4 separate regions of the Homo sapiens genome follow, and regions 1, 2 and 4 are each linked to region 3. The links are chromatin loops, found by intact Hi-C in ENCODE. Cell type or tissue: PC-9. All regions are shown on one strand. Each heading gives the region's core, and the rest is flanking DNA. Links, peaks and the distances in the headings are about the cores only.

Region 1 (6,280 bases), core at 1,281-6,280, 250 kb before region 3:
TCTTTCCCCTTTCTCAGCCTTACATGTTCTGATGAGGCTCTTTCTAGCTCTGAATCCTGGACCAGGCCCATGAGGTTGGCCTGGACAATCAGGGTATCTCCTTTTGCCTGGCTGCTGTGATTGGGTGAAAGAGACATAAGACCCTAGATGAGCCAATGAGAGCTTTCCCTGGAACTTTTGCTGGAGCCCTTGGAAAGAGGCCTCTCTTTCAGCTGGGGTCACCACACTGGGGAGATGGACCTGTGGGGGCCATCTTGCCATCACAAAGAGGGAACCTTCCTAATAAAGCCAACCCAATGACAGAAAACGCAAGAAGCAGAAAGACAGGGTTCTGACAGCGTTTGAGCACTGGGACCTGGCAAAGTTTGCCTGAACTAATTTCGATTATGTTTCTTCATGCTGGATAAATGAGATAGTAATCTAAATTCCATTTTGTTTTTATTTTTTTGCTGACTTCAAGCCTAAGGCCCAAGAGTTCTCCATCTGTTCATTTTTTTTATTCGTTTGAGTTGAGGTTTCACTTGCCCAGGTTGTAATGCAGTGGCACGATCATGGCTCCCTGCGGCCTTAAAGGCCTGGGCTTAAGTGATCCTCCCATCTTAGCCTCTCAAAGAGCTGGGACCACAGGTGTGTGCCACTATGCCTGGCCAGTTTTTAAAATTATTTGTAGAGACAGGGTCTCTCTATGTTGCCCAGGCTGGTTTTGAACTCCTGGGCTCAAGTGATCCTCCCACCACAGCCTCCCGAAGTGCTGGGATTACACGTGTGAGCCACCGTGCCTGGCCTTGTTCAAATCTTTACTGAGTACCCAATACCTGCCTGGTGCTATTTTTGGATGGGCAGCAAACAAAACATGTAAAAAACAAGTTCACTCGCCAGGTGCAGTGGCTCACGCCTGTAATCCCAGCACTTTGGGAGGCCGAGGCAGGCAGATCACTTGAGGTCAGGAGTTCGAGACCAGCCTGGCCAATATGGTGAAACCCTGTCTCTACTAAAGTACAAAAATTGGCTGGGTGCGGTGGCTCATGCCTGTAATCCCAGCACTTTGGGAGGCTGAGGCAGGTGGATCACTTGAGGTCAGGAGTTCAAGACCAGCCTGGCCAACATGGTGAAACCCCATCTCTACCAAAAATGTAAAAAATTAGCCGGTTGTGGTGGCATGCAACTGTAATGCCAGCTACTTGGGAGGCTGAGGCAGGAGAATCGCTTGAACCTGGGAGGTGGAGGCTGCAGTGAACCAAGATCGTGGCACAGCACTCCAGGCTGGGCGACAGAGCAAGACTCCGTCTCAAAAAAAAACCAAAACAAAAAACGAAAATTAGCTGAGTGTAGTGGTGGGTGCCTGTAGTTCCAGCTACTTGGGAAGCAGAGGCAGGGGAATTGCTTGAACCTGGGAGTTGGAGGTTGCAGTGAGTCAAGATCATGCCACTGTACTCCAGCCTGGGTGGCAGAGTGACAGTCCATCTCAAAAAAAAGAAAAAAAAAAAAGTTCACAAACATGCAAGATAATTTCAAGGGGGCGAGAAGTCCTAAGAAGAACATAAAGCCGGGTGTCATGGTCGAGAATGAGAGGGTTGAGGAGTACTAACCGACACAGGAAGGGCAGGAAGGAAGAGAGAATGGATGGAGGAAGTTCTCCGCAGTGTGTGAACAACGCTCTAGACCAGGGATCCCCAACCCCTGGGCTGCAGACAGGTAGACAGGTAGCGGTCTGTGGCCTGTTAGGAACTGGGCTGCATAGCAGGAGGTGAGTGGCAGGCGAGTGAGCAAACTTCATCTGTATTTACAGCCGCTTCCCATCACTTGCATCACTGCCTGAGCTCTGCCTCCTATCAGATCAGCAGCAGATTATCATAGGAGCGTGAACCCCGTTGTGAACTGTGCATGCGGGGGATCTAGGTTGTGCACTCCTTATGACAATCTAATGCCTGATGATCTGTCACTGTCTCCCATTGCCCCCGGGTGAGACCATCTGGTTGCAGGAAAACAAGCTCGGGCTCCCACTGATTCTACATTATAGTGAGATGTATAATTATTTCATTACATATTATAATGTGATAATATTAGAAATAAAGTGCACACTAAATGAAATGCGCTTGAATCATCCCAAAACATCCCTCACCCCCAGTCCGTGGAAAAACTGTCTTCCACGAAACCGGTTGCTTGTACCAGAATGGTTGTGGGCCAGTGCTCCAGACAGAGGTAACTGCACATACAAAGGGCCTGGGGCAGGAATGGACCTTGGAAGTTCTGAGGAACAAAGAGGCTAGGCAGCCTGAGTGCTGTCACCAAGGAAGGGACAGATAGGAGATGTGGACAGAGAGGTGAGCACACCCAGGCCAAACAAGGTCTTGGCAGCCCTGGCGAGGAGATGCCAGTTTATCCAAAAAGCAGTGGGCAGCCGTAGGAGGTTTTCAGCCGGAAGTGATGTGGTCAGGTTTACAATTTTTAAAAGTGTCCTCCGGCTGTGGGTGGGGAGAAGGAATGGCCAGTTGCTGGGGACAAACAGGGACAAGCAGATCGCCAGGGCGAGAGGCGAGAGCTGCTTCTGTCTTGCCACTCCATGCATTCCTGTCTTCCGCCTGCCTGTTTTTAGTGAGGCTGTGGCTATTGAGGAAGACTGGGCTGCGGGGGACACCAAGGCCCTGCTGACTGGTTGTAGCAGGGCCAGGCGGAGCTCTGGGTGTTGGTGGCATGGAGGGCGGGCTGCCTGTGCCTAATTAAATGCTGGCTCCAGCCATCCGCTCCCTAGAAGGGTCTTGCAGCTCCTGCAAATGAGGATGAGGCCCATTCATTCCCTGGAAACTCAATTAGCTGGGTATGGAGGGCTCCATCTCTAGTGACAGGTTTTATTGCCTGCTGAGTCACCACGAGGACAAGCTGTGTCTTAAATATCTGTCTTGTGCCTTTTAAAGTGTGGTTTTGTTCAGAGGGATGGACTAGAGGAGGGGGAGAAAATCCACAACAGACCCTCAGAACAAGGCCTGTCACTCAATGGATATTTAATTATCGCCTTGGAGGAATCTGACACTACTTGCACCTTTCAAAGAGCTGTTCTCAGCGCCATCAGACTGACCTCCCATTTCTATGACAAATATTTTGTAGAGCGCCCTTGTTTTCTTGAAAGGAAATTTATAGGTAACAAAAGCTACCTATGCATGTCATTTCCACAAAATCAATATAATGCTCTAACTGCAATCTACAGGGAAAATAAAAGGAAAGCAATTTATAATGAAGATAAATTTCAATATGAAATTCCCCCAGCACATCCATCAAGAAGGCACAACACAGTAGTCAGGCAGACGCCTGCACCTAGACACAGATTCACTGGGAATGTGACAATTACAAGGGCAGCTGGGTGGGCGGGCGACATTTGCCATTCAAATCCTTTGGCGTAGCACTGTCATCGGGGATGGGACTTTCAGAAATAAGGAATGACTCTTGGGAAAGTTTTGCACTCAAGTATAATATTGCCTCCATTTTCTTATTCCGTACATTCCTGGGAATATGCAAAAACCCTCCAGTATTTACATATAAAATAGACGTAGGTTCAAGACTCAGATGACAATAAACATAAAATAATCTACCCATATGAGTGATGTGGTAGGAAACTCAGAAGCTATGTGGAATACAATGCAATGTGGGGGCCACGTGGACTCTGCTGTGCAGAGCAGGACATCAAAGTCCTTCTTAGTCTCCGCCCCCAGGAAGCCAGCAAAGTCAAATCCTTCACCATCACCGGCAATGCAGTCACAGAGTTTAACCCCTAGGGGGCGGTGTGCTCCCTTGAGAACCACCAGCTTAGAAAGAAGTTTGCAAGCCGGTGGCCTGCAGACCAATCCATCCCTCAGGTGTGTTTGCTGTGGGCCTGCCCGGTGTTTTCAGTTGCTCATTCTTAAAAAGTAGAGTGAACAGTCCACAGTTGAAATCTGGGCACCCCCTCCCCACCCAGCCTGCCTCTCTGCTTTGGGCTACCTGCCAGCCCTCTATGCATTTGGAGCCCCCAGGCTAGAACGGGTTCACACAGGGATGACAGAGGAAGCCCCGCTCCCGGCCTCGGTGTAGGAACTCGGTTTCCCTTCATTTGCTCAAATCCCCTGCGACACGGATGGATTCCCAAAGGACTCGCTGTGTGGGCTGGCACAACCTGCTGGCCCCGGGATGGATGGTGTCTGCTGCTCGGAGAACAGGAACCTGTCCTGAGACCCTGACCCGAGACCCAGGAAGGTTTGGGAAGACAGATCAAGGTACTGGGAGCATAAGGGGAAGTGAGTGCAGGGATGAGGAGGAGGAGATTGGATTACAGATGAGGAATCACGGAAAGCACTCACCTAAAGTTCGACAGCCACCACCCCCTGCGTTTTTATTGCCCCTTCTCAGTGCTGTGTGTCACTCCCCACTCCCAAAAGATTTTGTTTGATTAGGCTTTATTCTTCTTTCTTTTTTAGAGACAAGGTCTCACTCTGTTGCCCAGGCCGAAGTACAGTGGTGTGATCATGGCTTACTGCAGCCTCAAACTCCTAGGCTCAAGTGATCCTCCTGCCTCAGCCTCCCAAGTAGCTGGGACTACAAGCATGGACTACCATGTCCAGCTAATTTTTTTTTTTTCAAATTTTTTGTAAAGATACAGGTCTTACTATGTTGCCCAGGCTGGTCTCAAACTCCTGGCCTCAAGAGATCCTCCTGCCTCGACCTTTCCAAGTGCCGGGATTACAGGCCCAGCCATAGGCTCTATTCTCCTGCTGTCCAAGAGTCCTTTCTGTGCCAATGGAAACATTCTCTATGTGCATTATCCAGTACAGAACCCATGTGCGCCTACTGAATACCTGAACCATGGCTAGTGCACCTGAGAAACTGAAATGCTAATTGTAATTAACGTAAAGTTAAATAGCTCCCTGTGGCTAGTGGCAACGGTACTGGGCCATTTGGCTCCAGCCTAACTCATTCCAGAATGTTCAGGGAGTCACAGCTAGCACCTAGGAGAGGACTACAAAAGGTCTCATGCACTCTGAAACCCCCGGAAGCCTCTTGAGGCCCAGGAGACAGGGTGTGCCTGTCTGTCACCACAGTCACCCTTCCCTCACTTTTGACCCTGCAGCTGTTTCAACGCCCACTGCAGGTGGAGATTCCTTGAGAGAAACCATGGTTGGGAAGGGAAGGCTACGCATGGAGCTGATCTTCAGGGCGGCCACACTGCTCCCCACCCAGGACCACAGCTGGGGCAGTGAAGAGGGGAAGAGCGGCAGGTTTGCTCAGTTTGACATCGGCTCTGCAGCCTTTATGGGGGGGGGCGGGGTTTAATGTGTGAAAGAAACCAGCCGTCACGAGATGAATGTGTTCCCCAAAATATATGCTCAAGTCCTTGCCCAGGTACCTGTGAGGGTGACCGTGTTTGTAACATGGTGTTGTAAGATGAAGTTACGCTGGATCAGAGCGGGCTCTAGTCCAATCACTGGTGTCCTGACAGAAGAGGGAAATTTGGACACTGATTCAGAGAGGAGCAGGCCACGGGAAGAGAGGGACCCACAGGGAGGAGGCCGCATGAAGATGAAGGCAGAGGCTGGAGTGATGTGGCCACAAGCCAAGGGGTGCCAAGATTCCCAGCAACCCCCAGGAACTCAAGGGCAAAGGACCCTCCCCTGAAGCCTGCAGGGAAAGCGTGGCCCTGATGATGCTTGATTTTGGGGTTCTGGCTCCCGGAACTGTGAAAATCGCCTTTTGTTCTAAGCCACCCAGTCTGTGGTCCACTAGGGAAGTGGATACACCTGCTAAGGGGGTGGGACAGAGAGGGTGTCGCCTGGAAACAATCGGAAACCCTGCCCCATCGGCCTCACATCAGCTTCCTCTTTCCCCGTGGCCACTTCCTCTTACGGCGCAGGGAACCTCTCCTCCTGGGTTTGTGGGCACAGGTCACGTATCACTCAGGGTGGCGTCTTATCACAGGCACTGGGTGACTAGTGCTTAGATGTCACAACACTGCTGCACAGATGGAGAGACTGACGCCCAGAGGGGATGAGGTCTCAGCTCAAGGTCACAAGGGCGCTTAAGGCGGAGTCTAATTCTTTAGACTCTTGCTCAAAACAAGTGCTTCACTTATTTTGAAATCTGAGGTCTTAGAGAAAGGAAGTGACTATCAAATTAGAGGAAGAAATTTCGCTTGAAGATGTGCACGGAGGCGGCAAATCCGTGCCTCTCGAGGACACGCTGGGTCAGCCTGGGTCCCAGGAGGGGCTGTGCAATTCCCGTGGATACTCGGATCCCCACAGTGGGGAAGGCTGGG
Region 2 (7,684 bases), core at 1,224-6,223, 50 kb before region 3:
GGCTTATGTTGATATGTGCAAGACCATAAGGGTGCCATGGCAGATTTGTTCCCCTGCATTATTTTGAAAAGAAGGGTAATATGTGTTGGGAGGTTAAAATAAAATTTTGCCACTATAATAACCAGTCCAAAACAACTCCAGGGCTTCAGTCATCTGGGAAAATGGTCGGTAGCTGGCCAGTGGGATCCCTTACCCAAGTAGACATTTCTAGACATTCCCACATGTCTGAAGGGTTGGCATTTTGGAGGGCACATATCCAAGATTTGTGGCTGGTATTTTGTGTAGATGTGGCAGACACTTAAGGGCACTGAGAGTGACAAAGCTGACTTTTACATCAATCTCAGAGCAGGGGAGGGTAGGGCTGAGCAGGATCACAGCTGAATCTGAAATACTTTCCTGGGAAACCCCCACCCTCTCCTCAGGTGTGTGTCTTGTGTTCACAAGGATGATACTGGGATCCTGGTATTTGGGGGTTTCATCTGAGAGACCCTCACACAAAGAACTTTCTGGCACTCTGCTGTTCTGATGTGGAATAATCCTGAAAGTGCGATGCCAGCCACGCCACATGTCACAATGAGAACACAGAGAGAGAGGGGAAAAGAGAGGGTAAGACAGGTGGTGGGAAGTGGATGGCATGTATCAGTGGCTCACTTGGGATTTAATTCCTGACGTCAGTAAGCTTCAGGAGAGCTGAGACCTGCGGCCAGCTACAAACTCTTAAATCTTCCCTCTTTCCAAGACAGAGCTGTATTAGTCCATTTTCACACTGCTATAAAGAACTGCCTGAGACTAGGTAATTTATAAGGAAAAGAGGTTTAATTGACTCACAGTTGTGCATGGCTGGGGAGGCCTCAGGAAATTTACAGTCATGGTGGAAGGGAAGGGGAAGCAAGGCACGTCTTACATGGAGGCAGGTGTGTGTGTGTGTGTGAGAGAGAGAGAGATAGAGAACTTTAAAAACCATCAGATCTCATGAGAACTCATTCACTATCAGGAGAACAGCATGGGGGAATCTGCCCCCATGATCAAATCACCTCCCACCAGGTCCCTCCGTTGACACATGAGGATTACAATTCAAGATGAGATTTGAGTGGGGACACAGAGCAAAACCATATCAAGATCCAAACTCACCATCTCAATAAGGGAAAGGCTGGGGGCCCCTAAACTTCTGTCCTCAGAAGGGGACCCCTAAACTCACTTCACCCTTGGGCTTGAAGTAAATTCTGGAATGGGACTAAGATGAATCAATTAACGTTCTTCCCCTGGGCTTTCTTGAGGGGGGATGCCAAAACTCTGAAAAATCAAGATAAATATTATTGTAATGGAATAGTTTACATGTCAAAACCAAAGCAAGAAAATCCACAAATAACAAAATGTTAAATCTTTAAGGACAGGATCTGTCGTTGAGATTGATGCCTCTAATTTCCTGATTGCTAAACCAATCCTATTCTTAAAAGTACTATGATGAGAACCATGGCTTATTAAAAAAACAAAAAACACCCATCGTGGTGGCTCATGCCTGTAATCCCAGCACTTTGGGAGGCTGAGGCGGGTGGATCATGAGGTCAGGAGTTCGAGACCAGCCTGGCCAAGATGGTGAAACCCCATCTGTACTAAAAATACAAAAAAATTAGCCGGGCGTGGTAGTGGGCACCTGTAATTCCAGCTACTCGGGAGGCTGAGGCAGAGAATTGCTTGAACCTGGGAGGCAGAATTTGCTGTGAGCCGAGATCGTGTCACTGCACTCCAGCCTGGGTGACAGAGCGAGACTCCGTCTAAAAACCACAACAACAACAACAACAACAAAAACACAAAAAACAACCCTAACGAACTAATTTATATCAGAAACAAACCTGTGATATATTTTCTAAAGCAACTGAACAAGATTTTCACAATATTCAATCATCTGAATAGATACTATGTCTGAGTCATTGAGGGGAATGCCCAACTGAGTTAACAGGAATGATCAAACCCGAATTCCCAAGGCAAACCCTTTTGGGGTTCATAAATCCAGCCCCCAGAAATCTTGCAAATTGCCCTCTTTGGGTCGACGCCTGCCCATCTGTCAACTCGGGATCCTCACTCTTTCCTCTGTCCCAAAGGACCCTCCTCTGTGTCTTGCAACACGTTCCAGAAGAGAAGGGTATTTCTCAGGTCTGCAGAAACCCAAAGAAGAAAATTCGTGTTATGATCTGAAGGGAGATGAAAAGCATATTTTAGCAGGGCATTGCAAATGCATTCCGTGCTCATGACAGAAGCATCCAAAATACCTACATTATTTAGAAAGCTGCAGGAGAGGGAAAAATGAATGCAGAATATGTGAACGATTCATTTTGTTTTTTAAAAAATGCAGCCGAGCCAGAAAAAGCTTCACAAATGATCCAAAGACAATATAAAATCTCTTCTGTTTGCAAAGTCAACACGGTAAAGAGATGATTAAACGAAAGCAAACCTGAGACTTAACCTTAAAGGAATTGAGCATTTTAATTTTTTAAAAGGTGGAAAAAATGCCATAAAAGCATGTCTGAAGGTTAAGGAAACTGTTATTAAAATGAGAATTATGAGCTCGGAGCTGTTCGCAGCTCTGTCCCTGGAGTGTGAAATTAGTGACTGAAGGCAGATTTCACAGGCACTTCGTTGGAGCGTGTTGGTGTGGCAGTGGATTTGTGATGGGGCCTCGCCGCCAAGTCCTGCCCACTTGCAAGCTGCTGTCGTTATTCATGCACAGCACAGATAATCATGAATGTCTGGAGCATTTTGCATTTATGTTGAATGCAGCCTCTCTCCTTCCCAGCCGGAGTGAGTTTCGGGCTGTGTGCACGGGTGAAGTGCAGGGGAGGAAGCAGCTGCAAGACCAGCATTCCCACCAAGGCCATATTTTCTCTTTGAAGAAAAAAATCCTTCCATATGGATTACATTCAGCAGAAATGTTGGAAAATATATAGAAAATAGGAATATGGTTTAAATTTTAAACCTTAAAATAGCTCCAAGGGCAACAAGGAATTCTCTGGGTCTGGGTTTCAGGTCTGAAACAATTGATGCTAATGATGTCCACATTCCCCATCACACCGTGATTTTGGAAAGTTGGTTTGGGGAAGTTTAACAGAAGAGAGAAAACTCAGGAAACAGTGAATTGGGAGAAGTTGTTGCATTTCCTCATTCTCTCTCCGTCTGTCTCGTTCTCATCCACTTAGTCACACACGGCAACCAAGCAAAAGTGTAAATATTACTTTTCATGCATTTATCTAGGCATAGTTAGGCAAGCAGAATTGAGCAAGGCCCCAGGTAAAGGGACCCTTTGAAGTAATAGCACTTTTTTGGCTGTTTTGTTGGTCAATTTTTGGGTGCATTATGCTTTTAAGATAGAACTTAATACCAACCATTAAAAAACCACCTCCTTTTCAAAATGAATATTCTCCCTTGTATGGCTTCTTTGGTGATGGTAAGATATTTGGCACCTCCCAAGTGTGGTTTGAACTTTGAACACTCTTGTTGAAAATGTGAGAGGAAATAAAAATCAGCTCACAGCTCTCCAAAGCATACTGCAAATTAACTGTGTATCGGGATGTTTTTCGGAACAAATAACAGAAACTCATATGGCAATTGGCTTAAACAATTACAAAATATGTTGGTTCATATAATCTAGAGGTGATCCAGCAATCCCAAGATGTCTTCACGGATCAGACCCTTTCCATCTCTGCCCTGCTGTTCTGTGTTGACTTTATCCCAAGGCTGGACTTCCTCCTGGGTGAAGAAGAAATCAGGTAACCTTTGCAAGCATTCTCAGAAGAGCAAGCAGGGAGTTTCCTAGAAACCACAAGCGAACCCATTTTTGAATCTTCTTGACCTCAGTTGCATGATATGTGTGCTCTTGACCAAAACCCTATCAATGGAATGACTGGGATCACCCTTAGAACAGTGTTGTAGCTAGGATGGGAGCAGGATGAACTTTCTTGAATCCCTGGGATGCAGGGAAAACAGGATTCCTGAAAAGTGAAGAACTGGGTGTGTGTGTGTGTGTGTGTGTGTGTGTGTGTGTGTGTGTGTGTGTATGGCATTGAAATTTTGGGTAGGCAGTCAACAGTATTCACTACACCTATCAGATTCCAAAGGTATCTTGGTCACCTTGATTAGAACTCTAAATGTGTTTAATGTGTGTATGTACGCATGTTCACATTGTGCTGAATTGGTTAGAATTTCAAATGGATTTGGCATTGTTCTGTATGGACATGGCTTCCTCTTAAAGTTCCTCAATTGATCCACAGGGATTAAAACCATTCAAACCATGGGTAACTTTGGGCTGGAGGGAATCAAATCTCTGTTCTTCTTGGGAGCTTCTTGGAGCTTCTCTGTAGACTGGCTTCCCTTGCTTTCTGGAAGCCTCTGCCCTCACTTCACTCTGTCTTGCCTATGATTTGGGCTGAGAATGGCACAGGGAAGCCTCCTCTTCACATGAATTTAAGCTCCAGAATCTACCACTTACTGGCCATGGAAGTATTGCCCGATGGCTGGACTACTCACCTACATGGAGTTGGGGGTAAGGGGTCAGCTGAATGCACACATCTTGATTCCACCCCCTCAGCTGGGCATGTGACGTAAGCATTATACACACCTCCAAATTGCTCCACCTTAGCTGAGAGCATGTCTTTCTTAACTTTGGAAACCCTAGAGCTGATAGTTGCATACTGGTCATTTAGTAATAACTCACTTAGTGAATAAATGAATGAATTTATTGACCCATGTGGTCTAGGACTAGAATGTAAACTTAATGAGAGCAGCAGTCATGTTTGTTTTTCCTCATTACAACCCCAGTGCCTAGCACAGTGTGTGGCACCCAGTAGACAGCTAATGAAAGTTATGGAATAAACAACCTGCAGGGCAGTCAGAGGATGGAGGTTGAGCACCTGGAATCAAGTCAGAGAGCAGGGTTGAATCCAGACCTCACCACTTTCTGGCTTTGTGACCCTGGGCAAGTTTCCTAAGGTCTCTATGCCTACTTTTTTCCCACCTGTAAACTGGGGATAATAAGAACACCAGATTAGAGAATAATTCCGGAAGATTTCACCAGAGAACACTTGTAAGGTACATAACCTATCGCATGGCACGTGGTAAGTGCCATAGAATTATTCACTATTATCACTTTCTTCTCCATAACCCAGCTTCCATGGCTGTAAACTTTTCTCTGTCTTGTTCACTGCTGTGTCTTCAGTATGCAGCACAGCACCTGGCATATAGTACATGCTCAGAAAATATTTGTTCAATGAGTGAATGGAATTCTGGAGACATACAAAATGAGGATGTTAAGGATTAGACCAAATAAAATCCACCATTCTAGAATTCTGTGGATTGAAATTCTAAGAGCTACTCAATGAATGTGTTGAGTTGAAAGTATTTCTTTGGTTAAATGGTAACTCTCCCCCTCCCCCATTTGTCTGAATGCCCAGATGTTGACGCACTGGGAGAATTTTGGGAGGGCACAAAACCTGTACAGGAGCCACTTCTTTCACTTTCGGGCAACTCTCCTGAGAGACCAAAATCTACCCTACAAAATCCTATATCAACCCTTTGCTTTGTCATTCCAGTTGCGATAGGCGGGAGAGAAATGTTCCGTTTTAATTCTGTGGAAGGTAAAGCAAAGCAATACCCTGGGATACTTGTAACAGTCCAAAACATTCCTGAAATAAAACATTGGTTCTCAAGAGTGCAGGAAATCTTCCATTTTCTTAACATGTGGGAAATCATTTAAAGGCAGCCATCTTGCCGCTTAATTTTGAACTTCCATTAGCCTTTAATAAGAAGATAATCAGTCACTGCAGATCTTGTCTTCCCTACCTCCATAGGAAATAGTCCTCCTGCCATTCAGAGAGAAAAACTATTTATTACATCTCAACTATGTACTTGTCAGACACCTTTCTATGCACTGGGGATGGGAATGTGAAAGTAAAGCTAATTCTTTTTTCGAAGACCCTCAGAATCACACAAAAGCCAAGGTCATGTGTAATGTGTGGCAGATGCTGTTGGTACCCTGCCCGCCTCTCCTAGGTACTCACTGTTCCTATAAATAAATGCCAGTGACATCTACTGTGAGCACCTGCGGCTCTCCGCCTAAGAACTTTCTTTGGTTGTTGGAGTGTGCTCAGCCTGTGTGTGGGGCAGGCTGGAGGTGCCAGAGAGTTAATGCCCCAGGGACAGCCCCTAATCAGTGATGGAAGTGAGCTGGTGGCTCAAAATCCCAGTTTCTTTGCCCTTTGAGTGGGATAATTCACCATGTTCTTCACAGCCTTCAACCTGAACTGCCTATTCTAGAACGTCGTGCCTATTAAGTCACCTTGGATGGTTTCCTTTCTTTTTCACATCTCAATTTCCTATTCCCCTACTGTTCCTTTTATGGCTCCCAAATAAATGACTTTCACTCAAATTTGTCTTCATGCCTGCCTCTGAGAGAACCCTACATAAGACAATCAGTATGGCTCTTCCTACTCAAGGGACGAAAATCTCAGCTCAAGGTTGCTTGAATAAAAGGATTGCTTGAATCATGCTGTGATTCACAGGAAAGCCCGGGGGACATATTGGCTTCAGGTATGGCTAGATTGAAGCACTTAATCGTGTGAACACTGAGTTTCTCTCTAATTCTGAGGTTTTCTTTCTGTTGTATTTGTTTCTTTCTCAAGTTCTATTCTGTGGTCCTAGGAAGTTTCAGTCTCTTCCTTTGGTTCAAAGGAATTGCCTGAGAATTAGCTTCACATTTTGTCAAAGTCTTTTCCAATAGCTCACATAGCAATTCTGAGTTTTGCTCTAATTTTGATTTCCTATCTATTCATTCCTTATGAATGGATTTTCCTTTATGTCCTTTAGCATACCTATAACAGCTACTATAAAATCTTTGCTAATTTGAACATATGAGTTATCTTCAGATAAGTCTCTATTCTTATTTTTTTATGTTGAGTCTTTGTCATATTTTCCTGCAATTTTGCATTATATCCAGAATATTGTGACCAATACAGTAATTCTTGATTCCGTTGTTTTCCTGTGAAGACTGTTGATTTTTTGAGCAAGTGACTAAAGTGGCTGAACTCAAATTGAAAAGATCTTGCGTTCAGTTACTAAAGGTAAAAGAAAAAAAAATGAAAAGGTTTGTGTTTCCTGGAGTGGGAAATAGCTCAAATTTCAGTTCAATTCTGTGGCAACCCTAGCTGGGCTACTTGTAGTCTGCCTACACATATGTGGTTTAGGGACCAGCTAGACATTTGAAAAGTTTATACATAAAATTTGGGGCTCCCTGTCTCTGATGTCTCTCTGCATTTGTAATTTCCCTGCTCCATTCCAGTGGCTATGGTTTCCCAGAGCCTGGTCCTCTGGTTCTTCAAGTGGGTGAGATGACTGATTTTTAGTTGGAGTTTTAGTTGTCCCTCTTTTGCAGACTGAAACCTCCTCTCAGGTGAAAATCTGTCCAAGCATCAACTCCCCTCCCATATCTGTCTGCCTTTCTTCATTGTCCTGTGCTTTCAGGTCGTTGTTTTTAAAATTTTGTCCAGAGTTTATAGCTGTTGTATGTGAGAGGACTCGCCTCCCAGAGGCTTACTTGGCCATAAAAGAAGCATAAGGCCTAGTCTCAAGATTCATTCTGATTGGACCAGCTTAGGTCACATGACTATACCTGGACCAATCACTGTAATCAGAGTAA
Region 3 (7,684 bases), core at 1,371-6,370:
ATGTCCCCCGGGCCGCGATGGTGGGGTCAGGACTGAGCATGCCCCGTGCCCACCCCCACGCTCAGCCCGAGTCAAAGCCTTCGAGGCTCTCCAGTGTCATCTGCACAGGACCCAGGTGCCATCGCCCCCAGGACTCTCAGAAACTCAGGGCGGTCCCCGAGCAGCTCACATCTCCTGGGGCTGAGCATCCGCAGATGCTGTAGGAAGGAGGCGACTGGGTGAGGGGAAGGATCGGGAAGCAGAGTTTGGCCAAGGCTTTGTCGGAGCCACTGGTCCCACGCGCACGGAGCTCTAAGCAGTTCCTGCCTCTCTGAGACGGGGACGGGACAGGCCCCCCATCAACCTCTCGCTCTCTGGGCTTCGGTTATAAATCACCCCACAGGGGTAGAAACCACCCAGAAAGCCGGGAGCTGCTCCAGGAGCTTACGACTGGGGTGGGCTAATCTGCAGAGTGGTCAACCATGTGCTCATGGCCCTGGAGTCCCTGTGACCAGCCCTGGAGACGTCACCTCAGAGGGAGGGCGCTTTGCCCGCTTCCTTCACCGTTGGGGCCGGGACCTGAAACTTGGGCACAGAGTAAATCTCAGTAGGTATCTGTTGAGTGATTCGGAGCCCACCTGTCCCACATACACCACGAGGAGGCCTCCAGGGTGTCCACAAAGGAGGCGGCTGGGCTGGGGAAGAAATGCAAGAATTCCTGCCTGGACAGGTTTCATCTACATAGAAAGAGGAGATTCACTCCCGAAAGCTATTTGTCAGGGTCTACCCTAGCCACAATGATGCCTGACAGCCTGGAGGTGTGACCAGATTTGCTGGGGGGAGACGGACATGGTTTTGACAGGGGCAGGGCCAAAGTGGGGCAGGGCCAAACAAGGCAGGGGCCAGGGTCATGCAGGGGCGTAGCCAGGATGGGGGTGTGGCCAGAATGAAGGCGGGGCCACTGTGGAGAGGGGCCATGGTGGGGGCTGAACCTTGCTGCAGGTTGTAGAAGCGCTGAGCCCATATAAAGGATCTGCTAGCCCTTGACCTTCCCCAGGTGTCTCATATTCCCATCACTGATGGTTCATTCTCCCATCTCCCATTGCGCTGGCTGCTTTTCATTGAAGTTGTGACAACTGTCATACTAACTCATTCCTTTGGAAAAGGCTACTGAAAAGGTGCCACCCTGGAGATGCTACTCAGGAGAATAACCCTGCTGGTGACTGCTTTCACCTTCTGCCCCTGAAAGGGCTTGACTGTGGGGGGTCTGAGCTACCCTACAAACATCGTCATATCCGAGGGAACGCAACATTGAGTAGCAAATAATAAACACCATGACAGGTCAAGAGACAGACTGCAGAAAGAAAGCAAAAGCTTTCTTATTTTAGTACCTATAATGACATTTTGTTCTTGCTTTTGAGCATGTGGCCTACATTTTCATTTTGCACAGGCTGTGAAAATTATGTACTTGGATCTGCTGGGAGAATGTAATAAATCTACTAAGAGTCACCCTCATCCTCTCTGTCCCGCTCTCCTGTGTCTCTCAGAGTCAGCAGAGGGCCTTGTCAGAGCACAGTCCTCCCGCAGTCTTCCTCATCTCTGTAAATCGCAGCCCCACCCTCCCAGCTCTCAGGCCAACACCTGGGAGTCATCCTCCACTCTTCCCTGCCTTCCACACTCCGCTTCTCATCCATCAGCAAGTCCTGGCAGCTCTACCTGCAAGGGATCTGCAGTATTGGACTCCCTCACCTCCTCCACTTTGACCACATGGCTCCGGTCACCATCACCTCCACCTGGCCTCCCTGTTGGTCTTGCTGCTCCAGCTGTTGCCCCACACCCCCAACCTGTCCTCAGACACAGAATCCCATTAAAAAGTAAACCAGACCACATCCTGTCTCTGCTCAAACCCTCCAATGGCTCCCACTTCCCTCAGAGTAAAAGCTGAAGTCTTCACAGGGTCGCCTAAGGCCTGAGATGACCCATCTCTCTCTCTGCCCCACTGTGACTCATCACCCCTCTGGCCTCATCTTCTAACACCCCTTGGCCCCAGCCACACGGGGCTCCTGGCTGCTCCTCAGCCTCATCCCTCCCCTCGTGTCTCTGGACTCTGTCCTCGCTATCCCCTCTCCTGCATCGCTCTGCCCCCAGGCCCCAGGCAGCTCCCACACCTCCTTCCAGGGCCCAGAATTTACACCAGATACACAGTTTTCTGCACATTTGAACGAATGAACAAAAGAAGGAATGAGCACATGCTTCCTCAGCGGGGAATACTGCTCCCAAGAGGGCCAGAGCTGGTTCCTGGAGGTGAAAAGATTTTTCTCTCATTATGTAAAAATACAGATGTAGGCACAGTGCATAAACCATTTTGCGGTATTTCTGTAGTATTAAATTCATGGTGGGGGTGAGTAAGAAAAAAACCTCTATGAAGGTTCCTTAGGGGTTGATCATGAATTAAAGGTGAGAAAGGCTGAATTAGAGGACAGTCCGCTGAAATCACAGGCTTCTCTCCCACACATTGCCAGGGCATTGGGGAGGCTGTGGAAGACAAATCAAGATCCGTGCAAGTGCCTGAAAGAGTCACAGCCATTCTTCCTGGCGTTTAATAGAAGGAATGCCTCGGTGCTTTGGGGAAACCTTTTTTTATTTCCTGCCAAGGGACAGAATTACAAAGGATGATATTTGCATTTTCCTGAAGCCTCTAATTTTCCCATTCATCACTTGTCAGAACCTGAGGCCCTTCCTCAGCTTATGGAATGTTTGCAAACACGTAATGATCCCTTTTACCAAAGAACGTCACAGGCTCCACATGGAAATGTGTTTGTGTTGCAGAGGCTGCTAATTTAATGCATTAATGTCACTCTGCACCATGGCGGGGTCTCAGGGCATCTCATGTCACCGTGAGCGAGCTGGTCTAAGACACAGGAACCATGGAAACCATCCCATGCCTGGTTAGTGAGTAGATGCGCAGTGGGGCGCCGTTCACTGCCTTGAGGGTGAATGTGGACTCCAGGAGCGAGGGCCAGGCCTTCTAGAGCTCCACCCACCCTGAGATCACAGGCCTGGCTCAGGCTTGCTGGACTTGCCCAATGGGGAACTTTCAGGGGACAGTTTAACCATCCTGAGGGGCAGACAGACCAGGGAGAGGCCAAAGGCACCCGTGGGGTTCCCCCAGGACCGCCATGAATCCCCTTCTCCTCCCTCTCTCCATCAGTGCCTCTGTCCTTCCCACCTGCCCAGCCCAGGTGCCAAACACCGGCCTCATCCGAAAAGTCCAACTGGGCCCAGGACAGTGATTCCCAGACCCAGCTGATCCCGCAGGGAGCTTTGGGTCCTGCTGGTCCCTGGGTTCTGGTGACAAAAGGACATGCAGGAAGGCAAAGTCCCCTCTGGATTTTTCATCATGAGCCACCCTAGGTGCTGCGCACCGCCAGGCTGCCTGATTCCACCAAGAGAATCTCAGGAAATGAAAAATAAGATTTTAGTTGTTAAATTTCAGGCGTCGGGGCTCTTTGAGAGATTGAAAACACCTGGAGGTTGGGTGCACAATGGAGATGGGGCTGTGGGGACGTTTCCTATTCCCAGTGGAATCCGTGATTATTTACCGAGCAGCCTGGAGAAGCCCAGTCTTCACGGAATGGAAAAGCTGAGCCGGGTTTTCATGCACAAACCGGAAGCCGGGTGGCGCCCTCACAGCAGAGCTCCTGACCTTCCTGCCTCGCACGTCCTGGCAGCGGGAGGGCGGCTGCCTTGGACACAGTTTATTGTGTGGCGAGGAGGGAGACAGGAGAGTACGGGGCAAAAAAACCCCAACAAATGGCTACGCCTTAAAAACTTACTTTCAAATGCCCAGTTCACGCAGTTTTCTGGCATTTTACCAAATCAGGCAGGTTTTTTTTTTGGCTTTTCCCACCGTGTGACTCGGTCTGCCTTGCCCTGCCCCACCCCTGCTTGGGCAATCGTGCCCCCCGCTGAGCTCAGCAGCCTGGCGTGAGGTGAGGTGTCTGTGTGGCTGCTGTTAGCAAATCCACCATTCCGGGGGCTTCCCTGGATGGTGATGTGGCTGTTCCCCAACTTGCTCCTGGCCCAGTGACCCGTGGTGGCTGTAGGAGCCGCTGCAGGGTTCGGGCAGCAGTAGTGAAGGGCTTTGCTGCTCTCTGCAGTTTCGATGTCGCCCTCATTGTCCATTTCCTCAGCCTAAGGAGACCCGGTGGCCTGATGGACTTGGCTTCGTTCCTTCTTTCAGCTCAGGGGGACGTGCATTTTTCCTCCTTTGAGTCGAATTAGCAATGAACTTCCCCTCCCCAGATGGACAGCGTGGCATCGTCAGGGCCCAGCTGCAGCTTTCCGGGCCAACGGGTCTTCGTGCATTGTCTGATTTGGTTCTGACAAGCATGCGAGGCCGTGCGGTGGTCATTATACCCACTTTACAGATGAGAAAACACAAGGTAAGGAACTCGCCCGAGGTCACAGGGATGGCTGGATGTAAAACAGACTCCTGCGTGTACAGATATAGAGATTGATAAGAAGAGAATTTCAAATCTCAGCCAAAGCGAAGGTCAAGTCAATGCTCTTGGGGACGTTCCCTTCACTCCCCAGAACGTTCCAACATGGCCAGTGAAGACACTGTGTCCCCGTAACCCTGGGGGAGAAGAGGACGGGGTTAATGAAAAGTAGAAAGTTTCCTCTTTCCCACTGTTGGAGATGCCGGCGTCCCCACATCACCGTCGGCGCTGCATCTGGTCCACTTCTGGGACCCATTTGGGTCCCTGGGCCGGGGCTTCCTGTGGATGAGCCGGGATCACACAGCGATGTGGGGTTGCTCAGGGCGCCCCGTTCACTCCAGAGTGACCCCTGACCCAAAGCCAGTGCTGGGTGTTTGCGGAAACTGAAACCAGGGCAGGTCTGAGTCAGACCCTGCAGAACAATGAGGCCTTTTGTGCAAATGAGGCGGGGGAGGGGCCGGGGGAGACCAGGAGCTTCCTGACGGGGTCCGCAGCACAGGTCACAGCGAGTGAATTCAGGAGGTGACCCTCGAAGGTCAGGTCACAGCCGAGCAGCACAGGCGCTGAGCTAAGTGTCCACAAAGGAGACGAACAAAGCGGCTGCTGTGGGAACAGAGTCAGTGTCGGTCAATGCTGAGTCCAGGAGCTCGGGCCTGCCGGTCGGCGACGGGGGCTTCATGCTGGCTCCCCCAACAGTCAGGAGGGCCATGTGCTGAGGAGGGAGGGTCCTCAGCGTCCCCAGGATTGCTGGTGGGTTCACCTAGTGGAATCGCAGGGGTGAATCCACTAGTTGAGATATTTTTCTCCAATGGATATTGAAGTGAATAAATAACTATTGATATAAAAATATACTTCCCATATTTACTTGTAAGTAAATTCATCAGACCCCAAAATACCCATGACTTCACGAGCCAGAGGTTTGCTTCTATCCCATGTGACAGCCCCGGCGTGGGGGCCCCCTGGCTGGTTGGGCAGCTCCCGGGGCTGAGCCTCGACACTCCAGTCCTGTGATCTGTCATTGACAAAGGCTGTTTTTGTCTACCTGGTCCGAGGAGGTGCAAGTCACATCAGACAGGAGGGAAGAGGAGAAGGGCAAGTGGAGCGTACCCATTCATTTAAGGGTACACTGGGAAGGTACACACCAGCTGCAAGGCAGAATGGGAAATTCAGCTTTGGTCCGGGCAGCTAAACTTTGGGATTTCCAATGTGAAATGTAGGGGATGAGGGGTATCAAGGGTCAGCCCGCAGCCTCTGCCCCCTCTATGTGCTCCTGGAAGTCATCTACTCTCCTACCAGGGGATCCCACCAGGGCATCCCACATTTTGTGAAAATTAGCTGATTAGGAGAGCATCCTTTCTGCACTACTGTGGAGGGGGTGGGGGCTTAGGCATGAGCAGTTCCCTAAGTCATGGTACAGGGCCTCCCCCATCTTGGGAGAGCAAAGGCTGTCTACTGTGTCCACCAACCCTGAGGCACACCCACACAGCTTTCCTGCTGCCTGTGCTGAGCCAGGCACTGTGCTTGAGATGTGCACGGTATTTGACATAGAGTCGGGGTGGGTGGTGCCCAGACTCCCAAGTCACTCCACGGTGAGACAGATTCACAGGGCTCCAAGGACAAGTCAAAATAATTTGGCCGAGCCTCTTTGTTTTAGAGGTTGGTCAACTGGTGTCAAAAGCTGGAGAAGGACTTGTTCAAAGTCACAGAGCCAAGAGCCACCTGGGTCCCTGGTGTCTTTCCAGTGAACACCACCGTGACCTCACTGGTCCTGAATGGTCCCTTTTTAAATAAAGAGATACATGGTCATCAAATGCAACACCACTGAATCTGTCTGTTCCCTGCCCACCTCTTCTCAGAGACATCCACAAGTAATCCTCTAGCTGTTTCCGCACATTATTTCCGAATCCTGAAAGAGGAAGCTTGGCCAGGTGCTGAGGCTCATGCCTGTAATCCCAGCACTCTGGCAGGCTGAGGCGGGTGGATTGTTTGATTCCAGGAGTTCAAGACCAGCCTGGGCAACATAGCAAAACCCTGTCTCTACTAAAAAGACAAAACATTAGTCAGACGTGGTGGTGTGTGCCTGCAGTCCCAGCTACTTGGGAGGCTGAGGTGGGAGAATCACCTGAGCCCAGGAGGTCAAGGCTACAGTGAGCCAAGATCGCACCACTGCACTCCAGCCTGGGAAACCAGAGTGAGACCTGTCTCAAAGAAAAAAAGAAAAGAAACGAAAGAGGAAGCCAGGGAAGCTATTCATAGAGCTTTCAAGGTCTAGTGTTATCTAATGTCTGCTAAGCTAGATGAGAAGTTAGCTCTTACACCACCCACCAGCTCCCTTCCTGCCACGCTGTATGATACATCACTATTTTTAATTGCATCATAATCAGCCTTTATGTCATGTGACCAGGTAAATGCTATTCTCTGCAGAGCGAAGTACTATAATATTTTCTTTCTTACACACCTTTCATTTTTCCTAGAGTTCGTAATTTTCTTGTTTTTTTTTTTTTTTTTTTTTTTTTGAGATGGAGTCTCGCTGTCGCCAGGCTGGAGTGCAGTGGCATGATCTTGGCTCACTGCAACTTCTGCCTCCCAGGTTCAAGCAATTCTCCTGCCTCAGCCTCCCGAGTAGCTGGGATTACAGACGTGATGCTGGCTAATTTTTGTATTTTTAGTACAGACGGGGTTTCATCATGTTGGCCACGATGGTCTCGATCTCCTGACCTCGTGATCCGCCCACCTCAGCCTCCCAAAGTGTTGGTATTACAGGCATGAGCCACCGTGCCTGGCCTTCTTGTTCTTTTTATTTGCAAAGTTTACTTACAGATACTTAATTATTTCTCAATCCTCCGTCAGTGAAGCCACTCCAGTGTTTTTCAAGCTGTTTTGATCACAACCCATCATAAGAAATTATTTTACAATGGAACCTGGTACATACACACACACACACACACACACACACACACACAGAGACACACACCCCCCATATATATGAATATAAAGTTTCACAAAATAATACTGATACCTTTTGATATTTTCTACTCAACTCTGTGATTAATGTTTTAAAATGCTAGTTGCACCCGCTGAACTGACGTTAGTTTGAGGAGCTCTAGGCCAGTCCCACGAGGTCCTGCTCTGTGCACTCTCCTGAAACTGACCAGCTCCCATCTGGACTCTTCTCTCTGCTGCTCTCCTGAGGTGATCAGTTT
Region 4 (7,684 bases), core at 1,268-6,267, 160 kb before region 3:
AGTGCCTTTGGGCGCTGGCAGGAGCAAACTCTGTGCTGGCCCCACAGCAGCGTCTAAGGGAGGGGGGTACCTGCAAACCCGGAAACCCCAGAGGACGGGCGTCACAGTGCTCTTTTAGCTTTGCTGTCCGCGGATGGCTTAAGTGTTAAACAGCTCAGTGGGCCCTCTGCCTTTTTGCATGAGGTTGTTTCTCTCCACCAGCGAGAGCAGACGGTCAGTGTGACAGCCTTTAGTGTCCACACCTGTGGCACCTGAGCTCTTATTTTGCATCCAGGAAAAATCAGGTCGCATGAACGAATTGGACGGTGGTGAATATGGAGGATTTTATTGCCGATGAAAGGGGAGATGGAAAAGGGATAGAGCGGGAAGATAATCTTTCCCCGCTGGGGAACATTCTCTTCATCCTCTTCGAAGCAACACTGTCAAGCCGTCCCTCTGAAGTCAAGCTGCTTCTCTCCAACGTCCAGCTACTTCTCCTCTTCTCTGCTGGAGAAGCCTGGGGTTTTTATGGCACAGGATGGGGGGTGGGGCGTGTCATGTGTGGTTTTGGAAAGGCAACATTCAAGTCAGAAAACAGGAATCCGTGTTCTCACTTCGGGCCATGGTTCCAGGTTTGAGGGTAGGACCCTTGCTGGGGACCGCCCTCTTCTGCCCAGAGTTTCTCTGCCTCCTGTCCCTATCACAGGTCCCCTGGCATTGAGAGAGAAATCACTCCTTCAAGTGTGGGATGTACTCCTTGTCTTCAGTACAATTGGCCATCTTGGCCCATGTGTCCCTTCCGGGACCACTGACAATCACCAGGAGATTGCTGAATGTAGTAACTGTAGACTAATTGGGATGACCCTGAAGCTGAGGACCACGTCAGCATCCCCTGAACCAAGGGGCTGCATGGGGAACAGGTAGACACCAGGACAAAGTCAGGCTTCTGTCAGGAGGAGGAACGTGAAGAAGGATATTGGTTAGGCAGCCGTCTGAGCAGGGCTTTGGTGGAGTGGTGTGCTTTTAGACTAGCAGAGATGACAACAATTACTTTTTGCGTGCTACTCACTGAAATTAGAGCTTTCAATGCAGAGTAGAATCTTCTCTGTGCAACTCCCTTAACTCACTCCCCTGATGCTTCCAAGCCCTCCGTTCCTCTGTAAGTAGAGGGACAAGCCCACAGCTTGGGGCTATCTGCCACTCTCTGAAATGCCCATCGTGTTCTCTGCCTGCTGAAATTCAGGGGTTTGTTTCCAAACCTGTTTACTCTGGATATACCTGGCATTGCAATTGCAAAACTTAGTAAACATAGCAAACGGATAATTAGGAGGGGAAAAAGAAAGGGAGTTGCTGTTTTTATGAACACCAAGTTGAATTGTCTGGAAAGATCTCTTAAGGGCAAAAAGCTGAAAAAGAGATCAGAAAAATATTGAGAACTGCCCAGTAATTGCCCAATATAATAGTCATTGCTGCAGGCAGGGCACCATGGCTCATGCCTGTAATCCCAGAACTTTGGGAGGCTGAGGCCAGAGGATCACTTGAGCCCAGGAATTCAAGACCAGCTTGGGCAATGTAGGGAGATTCTGTCTCTACTTAAAAAAAAAAAAAAAATTAGCTGGGTGTGGTATGCACAACCGTAGTCCCAACTACTTGGGAGGCTGAGATGGGAAGATTTCTTGAGCCTGGGGATTCGAGGCTGCAGTGAGCTATGAATGTGCCACTATACTCCAGCCTGGGTGGGAGAGCCTGTAATCTCAGCACTTTGGGAGGCTGAGGGGAGCAGATCACTTGAGAGGTCAGGAGTTTGAGACCAGCCTTGCCAACATGGTGAAACCCCAACTCTACTAATAATCCAAAAAAAATTAGCCAGATATGGTGGCACCCACCTGTAGCTCCAGCTACTTAGGAGGCTGAGGCATGAGAATCGCATGAACCTAGGAGGCAGAGGTTGCAGTGAGCCGAGATCGTGCCACTGCACTCCAGCCTGGGCAACAAAGAGACTCTGTCTCAAAAAAAAAAAAAAGGGTTGAAAGAAATAGTCATTGCTGCATGTGACTACTGAGCACATTAAATGTGGCTGATGTGACTGGACGTGGTGGCTCACACCTGCAATCTCAGTACTTTGGGAGGCCGAGATGAGAGAATAGCTTGAGGCCAAGAGTTTGAGACCAGCCTGGTCAACATAGCAGGACCCCCATCTCTAATTTTATTTAATTTTATTTATTTATTTATTTTGAGACTGAGTTTCTCTCTTGTTGCCCAGGCTGGAGAGCAATGGCATGATAGCGGCTCACCACAACCTCCGCCTCCGGGTTCAAGTGATTCTCCTGCCTCAGCCTCCCAAGTAGCTGGGATTACAGGCATGTGCCACCACACCCAGCTAATTTTTTGTATTTTTATTTTTTTTTTAGTAGAGACAGGGTTTCTCCATGTTGGTCAGGCTGCTCTCGAATTCACAACCTCAGGTGATCAGCCTGCCTCAGCCTCCCAAAGTGCTGGGATTACAGGCTTGAGCCACCGCGCCCGGCCTCCATCTCTAACTTAAAAAATATTTTTTAAAAATGTGGCTGATGTGACTGAGAAGTTGAATTTTTAATTTTGTTCAATTTTAATTAATTTAAATGATTAAAAACTGATATGTGATTCAGTTATTGGAAAGCTTTTAAATATGTTTGGGGATAGTTGTTTATGTGAATCTACTTTTTCAGCTGTCAAATTTCTAAAATCGAAATAGAAGTCAAGTATATCTGATAAACATGGAGGTGCACTGGAAGGGTAAAACTCACACCAGAGTTTGAAGACTTAGAATGAAAAATGTAAATGACCTTCATTTTTACATTTATTGTATGTTGAAATAATATTTTAGGTATGTTGGGTTAAATAAAATATATCATTGAAATTAATTTATTCTGTTTCTTTTTAGTTTTTTTTTCCTAATGCGGTTACTGAAACATTTTAAATTATGTTTGTGATTCACATTCTATTTCTACTGGACAATGCTGGTGTGGAAGGATCCTGCACCCGGATTGCGTGGCAAGTGTTTTCATACCCTCATTCCACTTCAAAGAAGCCAAAACTGAACATTGTAGAATTATATAAAGAACAAAGACAATGGGAGAATCCAACAGCAGGCCCACATTATGAAGAAAGTCATTAGCCCTGGCATGAAAATATTCGTCAATTATAGGAGAGTTGCATGTTTTCTTTTAACTGTATAAAGCTGTGAGTGTAAACGGGTTTTTTTTTTTTTTGGATTCCCCACCCACTTTAGCATATTTAGCTTTCTTAATGAGCCCGCTGCTGGTCCCAGCTGTGCTGGGTTTTCTGGACAGTTTCTCCTGGTTTTATGGCAGCCCTTGGAGGTCAGGGCAGTTATGACGATTCTCACTCTGGAGCTGGGGAAACAGGCTCAGGGAGGGCGCGCGACAGGCTGAGGGTCCCACAGGCAGTGAGCAGAGAAATAAGGAGCGGCCAGCGGGGGTGCCAGCCTCTGTGCCCTGGGATTCTCTTCTGCATTTTGTGTTCATCGCCTGGCCCTGGTGGCTGTACCTTCCTTCCCCTCCATGGGCCACAGCTCTGGCTCTCATAAGAGGATGGCCCTGGGGCTCCTGGATCTGCCTTGCCTCAACAGAGAGCTGGTTGTGTCTGGAGTGCAGGTGTCCGGAAGCCCAGCTCCCTGCCCTGAGGCAGGACAAGGAGTGGCTGTGACTCACACCCTGGGCTGGATTCCCCTGCAGGGTGGGCTGAAGCCTGCCTCCCTCCCTAAGGGGCTTGGCTTAAGGCCGCACCCTGGCCCGGCTTCCTGCTCTTCCTGATCCCCTCTCCCTACCCCTTTCTCGTCTTCTCTGGTGCAGATCCTAGATCCAGTCCTTGCATGAAGGTCCTCCTCTCAGGATCTGCTTCAACGGTACCTGACATAAAATAGGTGCATGGGACGGTGGGAGAGGAGCATTCAGAAACACGCTGGGGCTCCATACTGCATGCTTTTCAGACACTGGGGCGCTGGGAATGCACCCCTTGTTGCAAACCTCACCTTCAATTCCTGCCCCATGTAAAGCCTTAGGGAACCCCCACTCAGCGGACCCCTTCCCAGATGGGTCCAGTCCAGCATCCCCTCTGCCCTCGGAGGTTCCCAGCACTCTTGGGGGAAGAATAGTCTGAGAGATGCTGTCCTGCTTGGAGAGTAGCCCAGCCTCTGCCGGTGGTTTCTCGAAGCCCTGCTCTTTGTCTTGGGCCAAAGTGTCTCCTCCTGCTAATTCCCTCCTAGAAATCTCCTTTCGAATGTCCCTCTTTCATGTTAGGGTGGTGACTGGTGGCTTTCATAGAGATTTCCACACTCTCTTTAGAACAAATTGGTTCCAACACTTCTAACTGTGGGAATGCAGCCAAAATTCTGAGAGCCCTGGAAAAGTCTGGTTCACTGGATTCACTGTCTCAGAAGAGGACTTTTTCCTGGAAAGAGGCATCTGGAGCAATATTGGTATCAGGGCTGTCACTGAGGCCCCTTTTCTGTCAAGAGCACCATCAGTGGGCAGTGGTCAGTGGTGTGGGCCTGGTGCTGGCCAGGGGTCCTGGAAGTGGCTCCGCTGTCCTGCAGCCATGGGCCCAGGGAGCATTGATTCTGCCCAGCCCGGCTCTGTTCATCTGTGAGCTGAATCCCAATAGCATCGTTGAGCTCAGTGAGGATTAAGCAAGTTCATGCACCCGGAGAGCTCAGAACTGCAGTCCCCGGCCCGCAGTAAGTGCTGTGTGTGTCAGCCCATCGTCGTCCGCTGGTGCCGGTCAGGGTCACAGATGAGCCTTGTCAAAATGCAGCCCGGGATCAGGGCTTTGGGCTTAGGAAGTGAGATTTCTGTAGGAGCGCTTTGAGATTTAGCCTGTAATGAGCAGCTTTGCTTCTAATCGCTCTTGAGAGACAAGCCATCAAACATTGGTTATCCCTAAACTGAGAGCAGAAAGGGCTGAGGGGAGGAACAATGGCCCTGGCTCCCCCTGCCATGCACCCACTCTGCCAGCTGATGACAGACGCAGACGGATGGAGGACGTTCCAAAGTCGAGGCTCAGGGCTGCTGCCTTTTCTCCTTCTGCTTCTTAATTTAAAAAAATTTATCCTAGAGTCTCCGTTACTATAGATTCCCTGACAGTCTGCTGTGGGCTAATCTTCAGGATAAAGCATCACCTTTTTTGAGTGTTTTTCTCCTTCAGGTTTTTCTCTTTTATCTTGAAACCAGGAAGAAACCTATGCTCTCATTCAATGCTGGAAAATGCATCCCTTGCTCATTTTTAAACCTTTTCATCTTCCCTTCATTTTCTGCCTAAATGTCTCAATTGTGTTTATCTTTCTCTTTCAGGGATGGCAGATGCTTAAGTACATGCAGGCTGTGAAGTGAGTTGTAAATAAGATATTGTTATTAGGACTATCCCTGATAAGAAAGGCATGTCCTCTGCACCTCTAATCCTGGGCCACTGCTATGCATCCCCACTTAGATGACCGACTGCAGTCGCTCAGAGCAATTGTAGAGGATGGCAAGGAATCAACCTATTTGGATGAAGACGTTTTGTGGGCGGGCAGAGAAGAAAACTCTTGAGAGAAGGAAGCATTGCCAGGGGCATGGGAGCCTACAACTGCTGGTGCCTCAGTCCCATCTTTGACCAATTCATTCAACAAACATTTATCAAGGAATGTCTTTGTGCCAGACCCCATCCTAGGCATGGGGCATGCAAGAAGGACAGGTCCCTGTACCCATGGAACCCCCGTGCAGGAAGCAAAACAGGAAATGAACAATTAAACAAATACACAGTGTAATTTCAGATCATACTAAATGGTGGAAAATAAAGTGTGTTGATGTGATAGCAAGGGACTGGGGACTAGGGAGCGTCCGGGATTGCTGTCTGTTAGGAGATCATATTTGAGTTGAGACTCGAATGCAGAGAAGGAATCTACTGAGCGAAAACTAGTGGAAGAAGCACTTCTGTTCAACATAGCAGTGGAACTCCTAGTCAGAGCAATTAGGCAAGAACAATAAATAAAAGGCATCCAAATTGGAAAGGAAGAAGTAAAATTATCTCTGTACTCAAGTGACATGATCTTATATGCAGAAAACCCTAAAGATTCTACAAATCCCCCTGTTAGAACTAATAAGTGGATTTGACAAGTTGCAGGATATAAAATCAATGTGCAAAAATCAGTGAATATGAACAATTCAGAAAGAAAATTAAGAAAACAATTCAATTTACTATAGCATCAAAAAGAATAAAAGACAGGAATAAATTTGAAGAGGCAGAAGATTTGTACCAAAAACTATAAAAAACTATAAAAATTGCTGAAAAATTAAAGCAGACACAAATAAATGCAGACACCAGATGATGCTCATGAATCAGAGGACTTAATACTGGTAAAATGCCCTTACCTTCCAAAGCGATCTATAGATTCAATGCAACCCCTATCAAAATTCTAATTTTTTTGTGGAAATAGAAAAATTTATACTAAAATTCATATGGAACCTCAAGGCACCTCAAATAGCCAAAACAATCTTGAAAAAGAAGAATGGTTAGAGACATCACACTTCCTGATTTCAAAACTTACTGCAAAGCTACAGTAATCAAAACAGTATCATACTGACATAAAGATAGGTGTGTAGACCAAGGGAACAGTACAGACAGCCCAGAATTAAACCCTCACATGTAGGGCAGATGATCTTCGACAAAGATGCTAAGACCGCTCAATGGAGAAAGAACAGTCCCTTCAACAAATGGTGTTGCAAAAACTGTATATCTACATACAAAAGAACCTTTTATCATATATAAAAATTAACTCAAAATGGATAAAAAACCTAAACACAAACCTAAAACTGTAAAACTCCTAGAATAAAACATAAGAGAGAAGCTTCATGACATTGGATTTGGCAACGATTTATTGAATGTGAAACTAAAAGTGTAGACAGCAAAAGAAAAAATAGATACATTGGACTACAGCAATATTAAACACTTTGCATCTAAAGACACAGCAGAGTGAAAGGTAACCTATGAAATGGGAGAAAATGTTTGAAATATATATAAGGGGCTAATATCCAGGATATTAAAAACAAACTCCTACAACTCAACAACAAAAAAAGAAATAACCCTATTATAAAATGAGCAAAGGACTTGAATAAAGATTTCTCCAAAGAAGATATACAGATGGCCCATAAACACAAGAAAAGATGCTCAGCACCACTAATCATTAGAAAAATGCAAACCCAAACCACAATGAGATACCATCTCATGCTCATTAGGATGTCTACTATCAAGAAAACAGAAACTAACAAGTGTTGGTGTCGGTGTGGAAAAACTGGAACCCTTGTGCACTATTGATGGAAATGTCAATTGTATACCCCTATGGCTATACCCTATGGAATTATACCATAGGGGTATACCATGGGGGTATAATTGTATACCATAGGGGTTACCATGGGGGTATAATTGTATACTATAGGGGTATACCATGGGGGTATAATTGTATACCCATATGGAAAACAGTATGGCTGTTCCTCGGAACATTAAACATATAATTACCATGTGGTCCAGCGATTCCTTTCTGGGTATATACCCCAAAAAATTGAAAGCAAGGACTTGAAGAGGTATCTGTACACACAGGCTCATAGCAGTATTATTTACAATGTCCAAAAGACGGAAGCAATCCACGTGTCCATTGACAGATGAATAG

Evidence for each region. Peaks named below come from ENCODE experiments on the same cell type or tissue, not always from the same donor. Only the 100,000 strongest peaks of a DNase experiment are listed, where the experiment ranks them.
Region 1: a loop joins it to region 3, with 11 times the contacts of the local background. A loop is called at or near these places in 2 of 110 quality-filtered maps.
Region 2: a loop joins it to region 3, with 5 times the contacts of the local background. A loop is called at or near these places in 2 of 110 quality-filtered maps.
Region 4: it touches region 3 in a loop (5-fold over the local background); 3 of 110 quality-filtered maps call a loop at or near these places.

The regions. Positions count from the first base shown.
Region 1 is chr20:47,721,777-47,728,056 of GRCh38, forward strand. The region is part of intron 3 of SULF2 (sulfatase 2); the gene reads right to left. Among named protein-coding and RNA genes, the nearest start is that of SULF2, 61 kb to the right of the region's middle. In PC-9, for the core only: CTCF peaks have their summits at 3,767 (motif pointing right) and 3,967; a DNase peak (open chromatin) is centred at 3,775; H3K27ac peaks cover 1,716 bases.
Region 2 is chr20:47,919,258-47,926,941 of GRCh38, forward strand. No RefSeq gene overlaps it. Among named protein-coding and RNA genes, the nearest start is that of LINC01523, 60 kb to the right of the region's middle. In PC-9, for the core only: no CTCF peak of the experiment used is centred there; DNase peaks (open chromatin) are centred at 2,265 and 3,204; H3K4me3 peaks cover 505 bases; H3K27ac peaks cover 3,502 bases.
Region 3 is chr20:47,968,717-47,976,400 of GRCh38, forward strand. No RefSeq gene overlaps it. Among named protein-coding and RNA genes, the nearest start is that of LINC01523, 11 kb to the right of the region's middle. RefSeq lists enhancers at 1,463-1,964, 1,965-2,464 and a silencer at 6,530-6,649. In PC-9, for the core only: CTCF peaks have their summits at 3,622 and 3,748; DNase peaks (open chromatin) are centred at 1,945, 2,945, 3,825, 4,925 and 1 weaker place; H3K4me3 peaks cover 4,353 bases; H3K27ac peaks cover 5,000 bases.
Region 4 is chr20:47,806,175-47,813,858 of GRCh38, forward strand. No RefSeq gene overlaps it. Among named protein-coding and RNA genes, the nearest start is that of SULF2, 25 kb to the left of the region's middle. RefSeq lists enhancers at 2,850-3,431, 3,432-4,012. In PC-9, for the core only: no CTCF peak of the experiment used is centred there; DNase peaks (open chromatin) are centred at 1,487, 3,677 and 4,337; H3K4me3 peaks cover 1,317 bases; H3K27ac peaks cover 4,223 bases.